2 separate regions of the Homo sapiens genome follow, and region 1 is linked to region 2. The links are chromatin contacts, found by Hi-C or POLR2A ChIA-PET in ENCODE. All regions are on one chromosome and are shown on one strand. Each heading gives the region's core, a stretch centred on a gene start or an enhancer-like site at or near the end of the contact. The rest is flanking DNA. Distances are from core to core; before and after follow the strand shown. Region 1 has its middle 23 kb from the start of PYDC5. Region 2 has its middle 23 kb from the start of MNDA.

What was found. Hi-C counts contacts between places; a loop is a spot of excess contacts on that map. ChIA-PET counts read pairs that join two places held with the same protein, here RNA polymerase II (POLR2A). Pooled maps may share reads with other maps.
Region 1: a loop to region 2 is called in a map of GM12878, with 2.0 times the contacts of the local background. The contact joins two enhancer-like sites. A Hi-C loop is called at or near these places in 3 of 168 maps with a recorded cell type or tissue (GM11168, GM12878 and mammary epithelial cell), 1 of 37 single-sample maps with no recorded cell type and 14 of 50 pooled maps. POLR2A ChIA-PET finds 5 or more read pairs at or near these places in 1 of 52 experiments (activated naive CD4-positive, alpha-beta T cell).

The regions. Positions count from the first base shown.
Region 1 is chr1:158,977,118-158,983,018 of GRCh38, forward strand. It overlaps a transcript of PYHIN1 not described here. Among named protein-coding and RNA genes, the nearest start is that of PYDC5, 23 kb to the right of the region's middle. Within about 2 kb of position 1,779, at least 2 of the 41 ENCODE cell types and tissues checked have a DNase peak (open chromatin) inside an H3K27ac peak, as active enhancers do.
Region 2 is chr1:158,805,600-158,812,012 of GRCh38, forward strand. It overlaps a transcript of OR6N1 not described here and the pseudogene OR10AA1P. Among named protein-coding and RNA genes, the nearest start is that of MNDA, 23 kb to the right of the region's middle. Within about 2 kb of position 4,897, at least 2 of the 41 ENCODE cell types and tissues checked have a DNase peak (open chromatin) inside an H3K27ac peak, as active enhancers do.

The sequences.
Region 1 (5,901 bases), core at 529-3,028, 170 kb after region 2:
CCTGCAAGTCAGGGTGGGGCACACAGATTTATAGTTTGGATGGGATCTTTAAGGAATAGGCCCTGGTTAAGACTGAACTGACTGTGCCCTGCCCAAAGAATCCAGACCAAGGGGCAGGTAGGGGTGAAATCCAGCCTGTGATTCTGTTGCAAGCACTGTGTCCTGGGAAGGAGTTGCTCTAGCCAAAACTAGAGATATCTTTTCAGAATTGGACTCCTGGAGGGGGAATAATTGGGTAATTTTCTTGCCAAACCAGGCACTTTCTGGTGATGTGCATGAAGGCACTTGCCTATGTTAGAGGAATTCCTGGCCCTGTTTGATGTAAATTATCTGGTTCTATACATTTCCTTCAGCACCAACAGCTCCTCAGGAGCTCTCCCACCATATTCCCTCTTCTCACATTCCACTATATGAATCCATCAGAAAGTTGCCCAGGCAGACAGTTAACTTAGGCAAACTGAAGAATAATTAATTTATTTTAGAGTAGAATGGCAGAAAGTCAGTATCTAAAACTTACAATGTATTTATGGATCATATATTTGGCACCTGGTGTAATTATTTTGTGTCATTTAATCTTCACCGTAGCTCTAGAAGGTTGACAGTTTTCTCCTTTTTACTCTCCATATATAAAGAAAAAAGGGCACAGAAAGCAAATTTACTTTCGAAGTGACACTTAGGTGGTCTTATATAGTCCTTGATTTAACATCCAGGTCTGTTGTTCTGGCTTGGGTTAGGTGTGCTAATGTTAGGAGAACAGGGATAAGATGCAAATTAAACAATGAATAAGACGGATTCCACCTAAGATGGAGAAAGCTGAAAAGAGCCTCACTCTCACCCTTAAAATTATGAAAAAGTAGATAAATGCAAAATAGCAATCTTCTGTACTCATCAGAGAACTGTGGTGATCTGAAGCTATATATGCCCAATTAATCTAAGGAAAAGAGGCATTAAAGTTCTGCCTTTATGGTTTGGACCAACAATCCAAGGAATAAATGTAGTTTTTTTTTCCTCTTGCCCTGCACCTTTCCGATTATGTCTTTTATCAGACATAAAGGTAAGAAAGTATGATAGATTCAGATACCATGAATAAGTTTTTTCAGACATTCTTTATTGCCAAATATCATTGCTAATATTCATATGTGTGTGTGTGTCTATACATATATATATATATATATATATATATGATAATTTGGTTCACTTGGGAAAATCAAATTTTGAAGGATGTTTTGAAGCCACCGAATTTTTTCCTCATGTGCAGTGAAAAAACTGAAATTCAGAGATTGAGTGAAGTGGTCAAAATCACATCATTCAGCTAGTTAGGAAACAGATTTCATCTTGAGAAGATGTCACAAACTGCTAAAACATCCTCCAAATTCAAATTTGACTTATGGACACTGAGAAAATAACTGCTTTATATGCAAATGATATTGGTATTCTGAGCTACTCAAATACATAATATTCATATTACTTTACATAAACTAGGTATAATGGACCACTCTTGAGTATGTAGATGATGGTAATTAACAGTTAGAGAATGGGTCATTTAGGTGCTTTGTCTAATGTGTTTGCTGATTTCTCCCTGAAATTTTAACTTCTAAGGACAGTCATGTCTGTAAATGAGATAGGAAAGAAATTATCTTCCACCCGAAAGAATTAGCCTGTTCACTGTGTTTTAATTTAAACAGCGTCAACCTCTAATGCCTTGACCCCACTCTATCTTATATTTTTATATCTTACTACACATCAGAGCTCCTACTTGGGACCACAAGTAGGTGAGAATCTGGGGCTTCCCCTAACTTTGAAATGTGTGAACCAAAGAGAAAGACAGAACAGCTCACAGAGATCTAACCTACCCTCATAGACATCTTAGAGATCAGTTTGTACCAAGTGGTTCTCTGCAAGAGGCAGTGAAATAGCTCTGAGAGGATCTCTAGTGTATTAGCAAATGATTATGATTGGAAGAGGCAAATCCAACACTGTTAGCAACATTATTTCTCTAAAACCACATAGTGAGGCATGTATTAGAATTTTATGATGATAAGAGCACGTGAGATCAACCACTTAACAAATTTCAAGTTTACAATACAGTATTAGGAACTATAAGCACAGTGTTGTGCAGCAGATCTACAGAGCTTATTCATCTGGCATATCTGAAGTTGTATACCCATCGAATAGCAGCTTCCATTTCCCCCTTCCTCCAGCCCCAGCTAACCACCATTTTATTTTCTGCTCCTGTAAGTTTGGCTATTATAGATACTCTACATAAGTGGACTCATGCAGTATTTATTCTCTTATGAGTGGCTTATTACACTTAGCATAATGCCCTCAAGTTTTATTCATGCTGTAACTATTGCAGAATTTCATTCATGCTGTAACTATTGCAGAATTTCCTTCATTAAGAAAGAATAACATTCCATTATATATACACACCACATTTTCTTATCTATTCATTCAAAACTGGGACATTTAGGTAGTTTTCACATCTTGTCTATTTTGAATAATACTGTAATGTACATGGGAGCGCTAGTAATATCTCTTCAACTCCTATTTTAATTATTTTGCATAAATACCAAGAAGAATAAATCTTGGGTCATATGGTATTCATATTTTTTTCTTCCAACTTTTATTTTAGATTTAGGGGCTACATGTGCAGGTTTGTTACATCAATACATTACATGTTGCTGGGATTGGCATACAAATGATTTTGTCACCTAGGTAGTAAGCACAGTACCTGATAGGTAGTTTTTCAGTCTTCACCCTCCTCCCACCCTCGACCTTTAAGTAAACCACCAGTGTCTATTGTGCTTCTTTTTGTGTCCTTGTGTACTCAATGTTTAGCTCCTACTTATTAGTAAGAACAAGTGGTATTTGGTTTTCTGTTCCTGTGTTATTTTGCTTCAGATAATGCCTTGCAGCTGCATCTATGTTCCTGCAAAGGACATGATTTGTTGCAGGAAGTCAGGGACCCCAAATGGAGGGACTGGCTGGAGCCACAGCAGAGGAACATAAATTGTGAAGATTTTGTGGACATTTATCAGTTCCCAAATAATACTTTTATAATTTCTTATGCTTGTCCTTACTTAAATCTTTTAATCCTGTTATCTTCATAAGCTGAGGATGTATCTTATCTCAGGACCACTGTGATAATTGTTAACTGTACAGATTGATTGTAAAACATGTGAGTTTGAAAAATATGAAATCAGTGCATCTTGAAAAAGAACAGAATAGTAGCGATTTTTAGGGAAGACAACCGTAAGCTCTGACTGCCTGCGGGTTTGGGCAAAACGAGCCGTATTTTTCTTCTTGCAGACAGCCTATAAATGGATGTGCAAGTAGGAAAGATATTGCTAAATTCTTTTCCTAGCAAGGAATGTTAATATTAATACCCTGGGAATGGAATGCGTTCCTGGGGAGAGATCTATAAATGGCTGCTCTGGGAATGTCTGACTTGTGCAGTTGAGATAAGGACTGAGATACACCCTGGTCTCCTGCAGAACCCTCAGGCTTACTAGGGTTGGGGAAACTCTGCCCTGGTAAATTTGTGGTCAGACCGGTTCTCTGCTCTCGAACCCTGTGTTCTGTTGTTTAAGATGTTTATCAAGACAATACATGCACCGCTGAACATAGACGCTTATCAGTGGTTCTGCTTTTACCCTTTGTCCCGTTCCCTCAGAAGTATGTGATCTTTGTTAGACCTTTACTAGTGGTTCTGCTTTTTGCCCTTTAAAGCATGTTATCTTTGTACCTACTCCCTGTTCTTACACCCCCTCCCTTTTGAAACCCTTAACAAAAACTTGCTGGTCTGAGACTCAGGCGGGCATCATGGTCCTACCGATACATGAAGTCACCCCTCGTGGCCCAGCTGTAAAATTCCTCTTTGTACTGTCTTTATTTCTCAGCTGGCTGACACTTGTGGAAAATAGAAAGAACCTACATTGAAATATTGGAGTCAGGTTCCCCCAGTAATGATTTTGTATTTTTATGGCTCCGTAGTGTACCATGTTGTATACGTACCACATTTGCTTTATCTAAACCACTGTTAATGGCCATCTAGATTGATTCCATGTCATTACTATTATGAAAAGTGCAATAAGCATACACATGTACTTTGGGAGGCTGAGGTGGGTGGATCATCTGAGGTCAGGAGTTCGAGACCAGCCTGGCCAACATGGTGAAACCCTGTCTCTACTAAAAATACAAAAACTTAGCCTTTTGTGGTGGCAGGCACCTGTAGTCTCAGCTACTTGGGAGCCTGGGGCAGGAGAATCGCTTGAACCTGGGAGGCAGTGGTTGCAGTAAGCCAAGATTGTGCCATTGCACTCCAGCCTGGGGGACAAGAGCGAGACTCTGAATCAAAAGATAAAGAAATAAATAAACAAACAAACAAAGAAACCATATACAAGCACGTATCTTTTAGTAGAACAATTTATATTCCTTTGGGTATATACCAGTAATGGGATTGCTGGGTCAAATGTTAGTTCTGTTTTAAGTTATTTGAGAAATCTCCAAACTGTTTTCAACAGTCGCTGAAGTATTCAGCAAATAGCATCAGGATCACTGGCTAGCTGTATGAAGAAAATTAAAACTGGACCTCTTCCTTTCACCATATAAAAAAATATGGCATATAATTGGCATTTCCACCCTCAATGTATAAATGTTCCCTTTTCTCTACAACCTCACCAGCATCAGTTATTTTTTGACTTTTTAATAGCAGCTATTCTGACTGGTGTGAGCTGGTATCTCCCTGTAGTTTTGATTTGCATTTCTCTAATGATTAGTGATATTGAGCATTTTTCACATGCTTGTTAGTTGCATGGATCCTCTTTTGAGAAAGATCTATTCATGGCTTTTAACCATTTTTAATGAAACTGTTTGGTTTTTGCTTGTTGATTTAAGTTCCTTATAGAGTCTAGATATTAGACCTTTCTCAGAAATCATAGTTTGCAAATACTTTCTCCCATTCTGTAGACTATCTTTTTATTCTGTTGATAGTCTAATTTGCTGTACAGAAGATCTTTAATTAGATCTCACTTGTCAATTTTTGTTGTTGTTGCTACATTTGCTTTTGGAGTCTTTGTCATGAAGTCTTTGCCAAGGCTAATGTCCAGAATAGTATTTCCTAGATTTCTTCTAGGGCATTTACAGTTTTAGGTTTTACATATATAAGTTTTTTTTAACTTTATATTGAGTAGATTTTTTATATGGTGAAAGGAAGGGTTCCAGTTTTAATTTTCTGTATATAACCAGCCAGTTATCCTGACACTGCTTGTTGAATAGGAAGTACTGTTTCCATTACTTGTTATTGTCAACTTTGTTGAAGATCCAATGGTTGTAGGTGTGCAGCTTTATTTCTGGGTTCTCTAACCTGTTCCATTGGTCTATGTATCTGTTTTGTTCTAGCACCATGCTACTTTGGTGACTGTAACTTTGTAGTATAGTTTGAATTTGGATAGTGTGATGCCTCCAGCTTTGTGGTTTCTGCATAGGATTATTTTGGTTATTTGGGATCTTTTTTGGGTTCCATATAAATTTTAGAATAGTTTTTCTAATTCTGTGAAAAATGACATTGGTAGTTTGATCAGAATAACATTGAATCTGTAAATTGCTCTGGAGAATATAGCCATTTTAACAATATTGATTCTTCCTATCCATGAGAATGAAATGTCTTTCCATTTGTTTGTATCATCTCTAATTTCTTTTAGCAGCATTTTGTAACTCTTGTTGTAGAAATCTTTTACCTCCCAGGTTAGCTGTATTCCTATGTGTTTATTCTTTGTGTGGCTATTGTGAAAGGAACTATGTTCTTGGTTTGGCTTTCAGCTTGGGTATTATTAGTTGTATAGAAATGCTACTAATTTTTGTACATTGATTTTGTATCCTGAGACTTTGCTGAAGTTGTTT
Region 2 (6,413 bases), core at 3,647-6,146:
GCTCTGCGCTAAAGATGACCTGAACTTTATGTTCTAAAGGAAATACCCAAGGAGGTCTCAAGAGAAAAAAAAGAATATAGAATAGAGTACAGAATGAAAGGCAAGGGGAGTTTGCAGCTATAAATGGATCTTAAAAAAATACCTTCTGGTGGAGTTTCAAGAGGGGAACTCAATCTCTATCACACCCATTTGACTCTTAAGAGTTTGTTCATTCATTCATTTGTTCAAATATGAGTGGATACCATGCATTGTAGTACAAATTAATAGTGAGATATAAGCCACTTTGAGTTGTTAGATGACTGCTTATGTCTTCACTACAGGATGGTAAGTCCCCCATGTTCACTGCACAGTATGCACCCCACAGATATTAGTAATTATCAAGAATTGCTATAACAGTTTTAGTAATTATTATTACTATAATTACCTATTAATTAATGTGATCTAAGCCATTTCAATTTAAGCCATCTTCTAGTGCTGCCACCACAGGGAAAAAAGAGTTTCTGTTGGGCCCATAATAGTTCCTGCAAAAAGAGTAGTCTGAGTGAAGTGAGGTGCAGAAGGAGAGAAAGAAAAGGAGCCCAAAAGCAGTAGACTCAGACTGTCAGCAGAATAGAGTTTTGCACCATGTATTTGGGAAACAGCATAGACTTCTTGAAAGCAGGGACTACTCAGTTTATGACAAGATAAATTTGGACCCTTAGGTCAAAAGAAGATGCCTCATTTGGAGAGTTACCAAGTCTATTGTAATAACAATGTGAGATAGCTGTAAAACTAAGCATTATCAAAGAAATAAATCCCCACTGAAGACATTTATGTGGAAAACTCTGAAGTAACAATGATTAATATTTACATGCTTAACGTTCTTTTATTGTCCCCATTTTGCATGTAAGGGAACTGAGGTGGAGGGAATTTAAGTGTATTGCATATGATCACACAGCAAATAAATGATAGAATTGACTTTTGAACACAGGCAGAGAGCCTTCAAAGACCGTGGTGTAAGCACTATACTGTCCTGATTCTGGTATGCTGAGACTAACTTGCTTATGAAATACTTAGTATGTGTTATTTAACTTTAGAACACTTTGATGTAGTTTTTTTTTTAAAGGAAAACAAATCTGGCATTAGAGAGAGCTTATGTTTTTTGCCCAAAATCATAGAGGCAAAAATGGCAACACCTGAATTTGTACCAACACCTTTCCATCTCTGCTCTGCAAATTCAGATCTTACACATCTGGACCTAGTTCAGGTCCTGCTTTCCTTAAGAAGTGCTATAGGTGCCTGTAATCCCAGCTACTTGGGAGGCTGAGGCAGGAGAATGGCTTGAACTCGGGAGGCAGTGGTTGCAGTGAGCTGAGATCGCGCCATTGCACTCCAGCCTGGGGGACAAGAGCAAGACGTCATCTCAAAAAAAAAAAAAAAAAAAAAAGTACTGTAAGCATAGAATCAAAACTCCCTAAGCTGAGAGGAATGTGAGCACTCATTCATTGCCAGCCTTTCATTTTACAGACAGAGAGAATGAGGCTGAGGAGGGTAACTCAGTCAGCTGAAGTGGATTTAGGGTTGAATCTGTCTGTCTTTACTGCAAGTTCAATAATCTTTATAATTTTATTACGTAAATATTGGGATGTTCTTCCTTCTTCAGAGGGATATTATAAAGATTAAATTTTTAAAAACATGAAGGCAGCTGTAACTATTTCTGGCATAGTACAGACATACATAAAATAAAGCAGTAAGATCTGTAGGAATGAGGAAAATGGAAAGTATTCAAGATTAGGCAATACTTAGTCTCTTCCAAGATCTGGTCCTATTTTCTCACTAATTTATCTGACCATACTCTAGCAGGTACTTGGCCCCCAGTTCAGACACCATCAAGGAATGGGAGATTACTCTGCTCAGCAGAGGAAGCAATAGAGGAGCTGGAGAGAAAAGAAGCGTGATCAGAACTGCAGGTTTTTTCTCCATCAAACTACATTTGGTCACATAATAACCCAGAATCCCTGGATGCCACAAATAGATAAGCATTCTGCTCATGGTGCGCTGATCTACATCTGCAACTTTATACAAGTTAACATTTTAGACTCCTTTTTGCCAACCTAGTTTTCCACCTTCTTAACCTTTCTCCAAGAATCTTATCTTGACTAAATCTGCCACTCCTAGCTTTAATTTATCTTCTTTCTTTCTGTATTGCACTGTCTCTCTAAGTCATAAATGCAGCTTAACCACTTGTTCTTGCATCCCTGTTTTTCCTCCCTTTGTTGCATTTCTTTCCCATTAGAATGGGGAAATCAGAGACCATAACCCCTTTCTCTTTACATCTTCCAGCTTTCACCAATTCAGGCATGGGTGTGTGCAGCATGTTTGACTACTGATCGTTTTTATTTCTTTACTGGTATTTTCTTTGACTCTGACCACATGATTGACAAGCCAACCAGCTGATTCTCACAATTACCAACAAGCTGGGCTATGACAAATTAGATCATTGAGCTTCCCTTAAAATAATTCTGATCCTGTCAATGACTGCCTTTTTTTTTTTTTTTTTTTTTTTTTTTTTTTTTTAAGACGGAGTCTTGCTCTGTCGCCCAGGCTGGAGTGCAGTGGTGCGATCTCGACTCACTGCAAGCTCCGCCTCCCGGGTTCACGCCATTCTCCTGCCTCAGCCTCCCGAGTAGCTGGGACTACAGGCACCCGCCACCGAGCCTGGCTAATTTTTTTTGTATTTTTAGTAGAGATGGGGTTTCACCGTGGTCTCGATCTCCTGACCTCGTGATCCACCCGCCTCGGCCTCCCAGAGTGCTGGGATTACAGGCGTGAGCCACCGCGCCCAGCCATGACTCTCCTTAAAGCCTTCTTCACCTCCTTGTTGCGAAGGCTATAGATGATAGGATTGAGGAAAGGGGTAATAAGGGCATAAACCAAGGCAACAAGCTTGTCTGTGCTCTCAGGTCGACTCCCAGGTGAGCCCACATATACTGTGAAGGCAGAAGCATAGAATAGTGCCACCACAGTTACGTGGGAGGAACAGGTAGAGAAGGCCTTGGCACTACTGGCAGCTGAGGGTAGCTTCAGCACAGCATTCAGGATACCTCCATAGAGTCCCAAAATGAGCACAAAGTTGCAACCAGTGGCCACACCAATCACTGTGCCATGGGCCCTAGCATGCCAGCTTGTGTCCACACATGCCAACCGCATTAGTGGTGCCAAGTCACAAAAGTAATGGGCCACCTCTTTCAAGCAGAAGGGCAGAGTGGCAGTGAGGGTGGCTGGCACAAGTGCAGCTGAGAAGCCAGCCACCCAACTGGCCCCAGCTAGTCGTAACTGTACCTGTCTGCTCATGAGTGCGTGGTAGTGGAGTGGGTGGCAGATGATAAGGTAGCTATCCAGTGCCATGACACCCAGCAGGTAGCACTCAGTCATCCCTAAGGAATGAAAGACATAGCTGAATAAAGCATACAGCTGATGAGACGGGTGAACACCCTTGGAGCAAGGTGTGCAGCAGCATGGGCACTGTGGTGCTGACATACCACACCTCTACAAAGGAGAGGACACTGATAAATAAGTACATGGGCGTGAACAGTCCAGAATCTAACTGTACCAGGACAATGATGAGAATGTTCCCTGCAAGTGTGAGGAGATAGATGCATAGGGTCCCCAAGAAGGCAAGAGGTTGTAGGGTCCCAGTGGTGGTGAAACCAGCAAGGATAAAACTCTGAGTCCAGTTATGACTGACGTGATCCATGATTCCTAGGAACAAGCGATAAACATAGAATATAAATTACTTCAAGCTTCTTCCTCTATTCGTAAAATCTGAGCACTTAAAAGGAACTTGAGACATTATCTAATCAATGTTCCTCACTTTACACTAGAGGAACTGAAGCCCCAAAAGCAGAAATGGTTGGCCCCATATCATAGTCTGTTGGTAGCAGGTGTGGGACTAGAAATCAAGGCTCCTGATCCCATTTTAATCCCTTTCTATGTTATAATATTATGCTCCAGTGACTCAGTGATTTTCTCCCCTATTCCACCATCCAATAACAGGAGAGCTAGAAAATTCCTACTGCTAGCCCTCTGTACTTTCCAATGAGAAAATAACCAACAACATTGGAGAAGGGAGAAAAGTCACCTCCCAAAAGTGACTGTTGAAGCTTCTTTCAGGAAGCCCCTCTGAAGTGTTTAGACTATCCTGATAAAAACTAGAAGAAGAAAAAATGGAATATAAAAGAAATGCAGAATCTCCAAAAACTATAATATCCTAGGCCCGTGGTGCCTGATGATAATTCACCCAGCAGATACACTGTGCTGGGTGAAAAAATAATCCCCGAAGGGTATGTGCTAGGAATTCTCGAAAAGGAAAACCGTGAAGTCAAGAAGAAGCAAAGAAGCCAGAGGTCCTATGGTATAATAGGAAAAGCCTCCTCCGAAGTCAGCGATTTGGTTGCCACTAAGCATTAGGTTGAGCAACTTTTTACTCAACCTCAGCTTCCTCTTCAAAAGAGAAGAGCCTTGAGCATTTGTTTCCTAAGACTCTTACAACACAGATAATGTATGTTTCCCTAAATTGGAAAATGGTTATGGGTTTTGAGGGGAATCAACACCTATGTCACTTGAGTTTTCCTCCCACACCCTAATAAGCCTCATTCAGGAAGGTCCAAAGCCTTCATCTAGTTGTCTTCTTTGGCTACTCTCATCTTTTCGGCCCCACTCCTGCCCATTACCTGATGGTTTTGATGACATTAGAACTTATAGCATTCTCCTCGGCATCCTTTCTACCCCAAGATACTCCCCTACTTATATTTCATGTTCCTGGAAATGCGGGCCTCCCAGGGGATCCTTGCTACATGTTCCCTGGAGTTGCTAAGTGTGTAAAGCTTTCAGCAAGGACCTCTCTGGGGCAAGCAGTTGTGCAAAAGGAAGTGCAGCAGAGCAGCTCTATGTCTCAAATGACTTTTCTCAAGTCTGCAACCCTCGCTGTGGACTTTACAGTTTAATCCCAGGGGCATTGCCTCCTCTGGGCCACTAGAAGTTTTGCAAGTCCCACATAGCCTTTTATAAAAAGAGAACAAATCCAACTCGTATATCCTTGTGTATACATGGAGAACAACACCTTGATCACTCCAAAAACGAGTTGAATGTTCTTAAAAATTACTTTGCAAAAAGACTTCCCAATCAGCTTCATCTCTACTCCCTTCTGGTAAGAACAGCCAAATGACCAGAAAGGAGTAAATAATATGTGTGTCCATTTTTTTTTACTAATGTGTAATACTTTCATTTTAATACATGTGAGGTACATGTGCATGTTTAATACATGTGCGGTACATGTACAGGTTTGTTACATAGGTAAACCTATGTCATAGGGGTTCATTGTACATATTATTTTATCACCCAGGTATTAAGCCTAGTACCCATTAGTTACTTTTTCTGATCCTCTGCCTCTTCCCACTCTCCACCCTCCAAAAGTCCCCAGTGAGTGTTGTTCTCCTCTATGTGTCCATGTATTCTCAACATTTAGCTCCCACTTATAATTGAGAACATGCAGTATTTGGTTTTCTTTTCCTGTATTAATTTGCTGAGGATAATGACCTCCAGCTCCTACCATGTCCCTGCAAAGGTGTTTTTCCATTATTAACCTTACCACAATATGAGAAAGATCAGCAGTGCCGTCACTTCTGCTTTGACTATCTCCGTCTCCACAACAATCTCCATCACCACTACCCTCACTATCTCCCCTATCATTTATTCATTGATTTAATCATTGTCAAATACTCTCTATTTGCCGAGCAGTGTTCTAAACCACCACCACCAGTATTGCTATCATTGTTTATGGAACCACCATATCATTATTTTATGTGGCATTTACATATGTTTATTTCTGTTTTCATCATCACTTTCCTTTTCATCACTATCAGCATCATTTTCATAAAAGCCTTATGGTCAGTACATGGACTCTGACCTCAACTGAACACAATACATAAGCAGGTACTGGATGGATGTAGAGGCCGTATAAATAACAGATTGAAGCCCTGATCCACTGGAGAAGAATACATTTGCATCACTTGTAGATACAAATATGGTTTGAAATTTAGGAATCAGAGGCAAAAAAGAAAATCACACAGATAATAGCAAAATTAAATTGGATATCAGAACATTCACTGTAAAAGATTTTCACACGGATCACATCAATATAGAGGAAACCATTGAGTCTCTTCATACCAACCTGAAAAATTTCCTGAGAGGGCTGGAATTATTTAAACAGCAGGAAAAGATGATATTTTGTTTGGAGAGTTTCACTTTAGAAAATATTGTAACCTCAAGATTGGAAGACTCTCCTTGAGTAAAAAACTATCCAGGTGCTTGGGTAATTAGAGGTTCTCATTCAGTCTTCTCCTGCCTTAAGCCAAGATTCCACTTCATCAGAA